Linked DNA regions of Homo sapiens: region 2 is linked to region 1. Evidence: chromatin loops called from intact Hi-C (ENCODE). Cell type or tissue: heart left ventricle. All regions are shown on one strand. Links, peaks and the distances in the headings refer to the core of each region. The heading gives the core; the rest is flanking DNA.

Evidence for each region. A loop is a pair of places that touch in the nucleus more often than their neighbours do. Peaks named below come from ENCODE experiments on the same cell type or tissue, not always from the same donor. Only the 100,000 strongest peaks of a DNase experiment are listed, where the experiment ranks them.
Region 2: a loop joins it to region 1, with 2.3 times the contacts of the local background. A loop is called at or near these places in 8 of 110 quality-filtered maps.

What each region holds. Positions count from the first base shown.
Region 1 is chr1:100,273,447-100,276,371 of GRCh38, reverse strand. RTCA (RNA 3'-terminal phosphate cyclase) reads right to left here. Exons shown (of 11, transcript NM_003729.4): 5 at 2,920-2,925; 6 at 1,407-1,548; 7 at 649-773. Among named protein-coding and RNA genes, the nearest start is that of MIR553, 6.3 kb to the left of the region's middle. In heart left ventricle, for the core only: no CTCF peak of the experiment used is centred there; no DNase peak of the experiment used is centred there.
Region 2 is chr1:100,163,386-100,166,310 of GRCh38, reverse strand. The region is part of intron 3 of LRRC39 (leucine rich repeat containing 39); the gene reads left to right. Among named protein-coding and RNA genes, the nearest start is that of LRRC39, 13 kb to the left of the region's middle. In heart left ventricle, for the core only: no CTCF peak of the experiment used is centred there; no DNase peak of the experiment used is centred there; H3K27ac peaks cover 323 bases.

The sequences.
Region 1 (2,925 bases), core at 318-2,817:
TGCTATATTTATTTGTGAACTGATTTCACATTTGACGTATTTTATGCAACTGGAAATATTCTCATAGGACTAGCTTTAAAGCCTAACTTCTGATTAAACGTTTAAGTTCACTATATAAGGGAAAGGGATCTTACAAGGTAACAAAAGGCAAGCCATCCTCAGAAAAAATTCAGAATAATTGTCTTAATTTATCATACTGGTGTTTTAGGTAGGAATGTCCTTAAAAATATAAACTGAGGCTGGGCACAGTGGCTCATGCCTGTAATCCCAGCACTTTGGGAGGCCAAGGCAGGTGGATCATGAGGTCAGGAGATCAAGACCACCCTGGCTAACACGGTGAAACCCTGTCTCTACTAAAAATACAAAAAATTAGCTGGGCGTGGTGGTGGGCGCCTGTAGTCCCAGCTACTCAGGAGGCTCAGGCAGAAGAATGGCATGAACCCAGGAGGCGGAGCTTGCAGTGAGCCAAGATCACACCACGGCACTCCAGCCTGGACAACAGAGCGAGACTCCACCTCAATAAATAAATAAATAAATAAATACTTCTTAAAACTATAAACTTAAGCAAGAAACCCTAAAAATCTTTAATTTAATTAGATAACTATTTTAGGGTTCTCAACTAATGTGTAGGAAAAAGTATTGTCTCACATTATTCCATTTCCATTGCCAAATGCTTGGTCTTTAGGTTCTTGAACAGGCTGGATGTTAACATACAAATCCCGGATCTCCTTTCTGATGCATCTAACTGCTGCCGCTGCCATATCTTTTGCTACCTATTTTAGCAAGACAGAAAAATAGAATAAAACAATTACTGATTATTTGGAAAATTGTTTTCAAGACTTCAAAGACACATAAAATAATTGGTAGCTTTTACATGCATTATTTAATAACTTGATTTTCAAGAGAGCACTGAATTTTTAAATATGCTTATGCAAATTAATTTTATTTTTGTTAATTAATGTATCCATTAATACATATATTTCATCTTTTATTTTAGGTTCAGGAGGTACATGTGCAGGTTTGTTACATGGGTAAATTACATGTCGCTGAGATCTGGTATATGAATGATCCCATCACCTAGGTAGTGAACACAGTACCTGATAGTGTTTCAACCCTCAGCCCCCTTCCACCCTCCTCCCATTAGCAGTCCCCAGTGTTCCCATCTTTATGTCCATGTGTATTCAATGCGTAGCTTCCACTTATGAGAACATGTGGTATTTGGTTTTCTGTTCCCACATTAATTTGCTTAGGATAATGGCCTCCAGCTGCAGCCATATTGCCACAAAGGACATTATTTCTTTCCTTAAAAAAATGTTAAGTTCTCTCAATAATTTCAAAATTTAGTTGACATAATATTTATCAAGACACACATATATTTTATTTCTAAGAACATCTAAACAACTTACTTTAAATGGCAAAACACCAGCAACGAAAGCTCTTCCATATATCTTAGTCACACAGCCACGCTCAGTTAAATTTATAGGGTTCAATTGTTTAACTGGTGACATTCGAACAATCACTTCACCACCCCCTTTTGGGTAATATCCCCTATGAAAAGTATAACAAATGCCCACATAAACTGATTGCATGACAAAAACAAAGCTCTATATTACAATAAAATGACATGTCAATGATATCCAAACATGTAATCCATGGAAAGGTCTAAATATTTTAGGTCTGTATTTTGTAAAATTTTATACATTAAAAAACAAAATTTTGTCTGTACTATACAATGTGGTAGCCTTGAGATATGTGAAACTATTAAAATTAAATAAAATTTAAAAATCAGCTCCCCAGCTGCACTAGCCACATTTTAAGTGCTCAATAGTCACATTTGGCTAGTGACTACCATATTGGACAGCATAGATATGGAACATATACCCCAATGCAGAAAGTTCTATTTGACAGGGCTATTGTAGAATATAAGCGCCTTGAGGGCTAGACTTACCTATATTGTTCCTGCTATTTTCCTGTGCCTAAAACAATGTCTGGCACATGGTAGGTCCTCAAATAAATATATGATGAATATTTAAGTAGCAAAACACTTAAAAAGTTTTAATTCAATTAATTGGTGTCATTTATTTTACAGCAGACGGTGAGAAGACAGTACTCCTCCCCTCAAAGAGCTCACCATCTGGTAGGGAGATGGCTCCACACACTGTCTACTAGAATACAGGTCAGGCTATAAGAAAGGCTACAACATAGGTGCAAATATGAATTCTGATTGAGGCACAATCACAGTTCATAAAGAATTATAAGTTTCACGTTGAAAAAAACATAGGATTTCTAACTTTTGGGAGAGCAGGGGAAGAATAACATGAACAAAGACACAAAAGTCCAAAGGCACAAAGCATATTTAAGGAATAACAAGCAAACATATTGTTAGAATACATAACACGTTGAAAGGAGGAGAGGGACGAAGAAGTTAGAAAAGTTAGGGCAAGACTTCAAAGCACTTAAATGCCACACCAAGAAATATGGCCTAGTGATTGTGTGGCAGAAGGGAAGCCTTAAAGAGAAATAACCTGAATGCCCAATGTGTTTCTTAGGAAAACAATTCTGATCACATTGTGGAAGAGAATTCCTTTTATGACCCCTTAGTGTCTAGTCCAGTTGTCTACACACAGTGAGCACTTAAGCTGTGCTGGGGCATGAAATATCACTAGATATGAGGGTACCTCACTGTGAAAATTCCCTTGAAAATATTTTCCCTAGAAATAAATAACCATGATGTGTAGCTGCTCTCGAGTCCCCATGCTCCTGCTATTCATTATTTTTAAGCCACAAAGTACAATTACTTCTTACAAGAGATGCAATGTATTAAGTGGGTACCAGAAAGACAGTTCTCTAAGGGTCTAACTTTTCCACTACTTCTAGCGTAAGTAATAGATCCTAACATTTAAGAAACAAGCAACTTACCTTGTT
Region 2 (2,925 bases), core at 203-2,702, 110 kb after region 1:
AGTTCCAAAGTCACTTCCACATTTTTGGGTATCTTTACAGCAGTGCCCCACTCTATCGGTACCAATTTACTATTTTAGTCCGTTTTCACACTGCTGATAAAGACATACCTGAGACTGGGTAATTTATAAAGAAAAGAGGTTTAATTGACTCACAGTTCCACATGGCTGGGGAGGCCTCACAATCATGGTGGAAGCCAAAGGAAGAGCAAAGGGACATCTTACATGACAGTCAGCAAAGAGAGAATGAGAACCAAATGAAAGGGGAATCCTCAGCCAGACATGGTGGCTCACGCCTGTAATCCCAGCTACATGGGAGCCTGAGGCAGGAGAATTGCTTGAACCCAGGAAGCAGAGGTTGCAGTAAGCCAAGATTGCACCATTGCACTCCAGCCTGGGCAACAAGAGTGAAATTCCATCTCAAAAAAAAAAAAAAAAAAGAAAGGGGAAACCTCTCATAAAACCATCAGATCTTGGGAGAGAGAATGAGAACAGTATAAGGGAAACTGCCCCCATGATTCAATTGTCTCCCACTGGGACCCTCCCACAACACGTGGGAATTATGGAAGCCACAATTCAAGATGAGATTTGGGTGGGGACATAGCAAAACCATATCACCTGGATTACTTGGTAAACACTTGGACTTGGAAGCAATTGATATTCTTCCAGTAAACGAGGGTGGGGGGCAAGAAGCTACTGATAAGCAATGATTTGTGTTGCTAAATATCTGTAAAAACAAAAGATCTTGACAGGGAGGAATAATTTTTCCCACTTAGTTTTTAGTAAGTGTGCAGACATAGCAAGATTCCTGTTCAAAGTGGATTCTGCAAGGACAGAGAGGGAAGCCCAAGGTCAATCCTGGTCAAGCAGAGGATGTGGAGCCTGGCTAAAGTTTTGATAAAAGGGATCTTTGTCATTAATTAAGAATCACTTAATTTCAGAAATTTCAGAAGTTCTCTATATAGGAATAATGAGTGTGCAGTCTTGCCCTTTCTTACTGCTTGTTCTTTTTTGGCATCATCTATTTTATGATTAGGGAGGAGGATTCTCTGTTAGCAAAATGTAATTTCCAAAAGTTAAGTTAGACCAAAATCAGCTTCTACTTTTAGAAACATTACATGGAATTTGTGTAATGTAGTTTTTCAAAGCACCTTTCCCTTAATCTTAAAACAATTACATTGTAAAATCATTGTACAGTATTATAAAGCTTGGATTGTGGTTAAAATTAAGTATAAACTACTTTAAAAGTAAATTATATAGAGATCAAAGGTTAGGTTTAAAACCTGTAATATGACTAAATAAATAATTTTCCAGGTATGCTGGCTTGTGCCTGTAATCCCAGCACTTTGGCAGGCTGAGGTAGGAGGATTTCTTGAGCCCAACGAGCTTGAGACCAGACTGGGCAACATAGCGAGACCCCATCTCTAAAACAAAAAGTTAGCTGGGCGTGGTGGCATGCACCTGTAGTCCCCGTTACTTGGGAGGCAGAGGGGTGAGGCGGGAGGATCAATTGTGCCCTGGAGGTCAAGGCTGCAGTAAGTTACAATCACACCCACTGCACACCAGCCTGGGTGTCAGAGCAAGACACTGTCTCATTTAAAAAAAAAAGAAAAAAATTAATAAATAAACAATCATAACTGACGCAAAATGGTAAGAATCTGAGAGACCTTTTAAAGTGAGACAGAGAAGCTGATTACCAGAGAAAAGGCTAACTGGAAAATTCATAGAAATTTAAAACCAACCAAAGGTAACCCAAAGAAATGTCCTTACTTTTTTACTCTGCTCTGAAATAGACCAGTGTTTCTCAAACTTGTCTGCGTAGGAATCCCATAGGGATCTTATTTAAAATAGCTTCTGGGTTAGTAAGTCTGGAGTAGGACCAAGAGTCTGGATCTCTAACAAGCTCCCAGGAGACAATGATGCTGCTGTTCTGCAAATCACACTGAGTGGCAAGGAAGTAGACAAAAGAAGCAGATTTGAAAGGGGTCAGTACACAGGCAAGGGGTAAGAAGGGTAAGAATGTAATCTAATGCTGCTTCGTTCAGCTAAATTGGCTAGAGCTTTAGCTAAAAAATGAAAGAAAAAAAGCCTACAGTTTAAACAGAAATTGTGTTTTCTCCCTTTTGATGCCAAGCTCCTTGAAAAAATCAAGTACTTAGGTAACGATTGGTGTGGCAATATCAGAAAAAGGCCTTATTCTACAATAAAATTTGTAGAATCAAATTTTATTTTGTTTTTTTAGAGACAGAGTCTCACTCTGTCACCCAGGCTGGAGTGTATTGGCGCAATCTTGGCTCACTGCAACCTCTGCCTCCTGGGTTCAAGTGATTCTCCTGCCTCAGCCTCCTGAGTAGCTGGGATTACAGGCCCACAACACCATACCCAGCTAATTTTTGTATTTTTAGTGGAGACAGGGTTTTATCATGTTGGCCAGGCTGGTCTCAAACTCCTAACCTCAAGTGATCCATCTGCTTTAGCCTCACAAATTGTTAGGATTACAAGCGTGAGCCACCACGCCCGGCCTCAAAAGGGTTTTAGAAGAGTTATAAAATTTCGATTAGAGACCTGAAAGAATATCAAGATTAAAATAAGCAGCTTCACACCTGTAATCCCAGTGCTTTGGGAGGCTGAGGCAGGAGGATTGCTTGAGCTTAGGAGTTCGAGACCAGACTGGGCAACATGGAGACAGCCTTTCTCAATTTTTTTTTTTTTTTTTTTAGAAAAAGCTGTATAGGAATTATAGAATATTTAAGCTGGAAAATACATAGATATCATTTAATTATAACCTCACATTTTATAGGTAAGGCCCACAGATGGGGGATGTCTTGCTCAAGGTAACCAAATTAATAAATCGTATATTCTGGACTTAGATCATAAAAACACAGAACCAGAAAGAATTTAGCGATCTTTACAGAGATGGAAATAGAT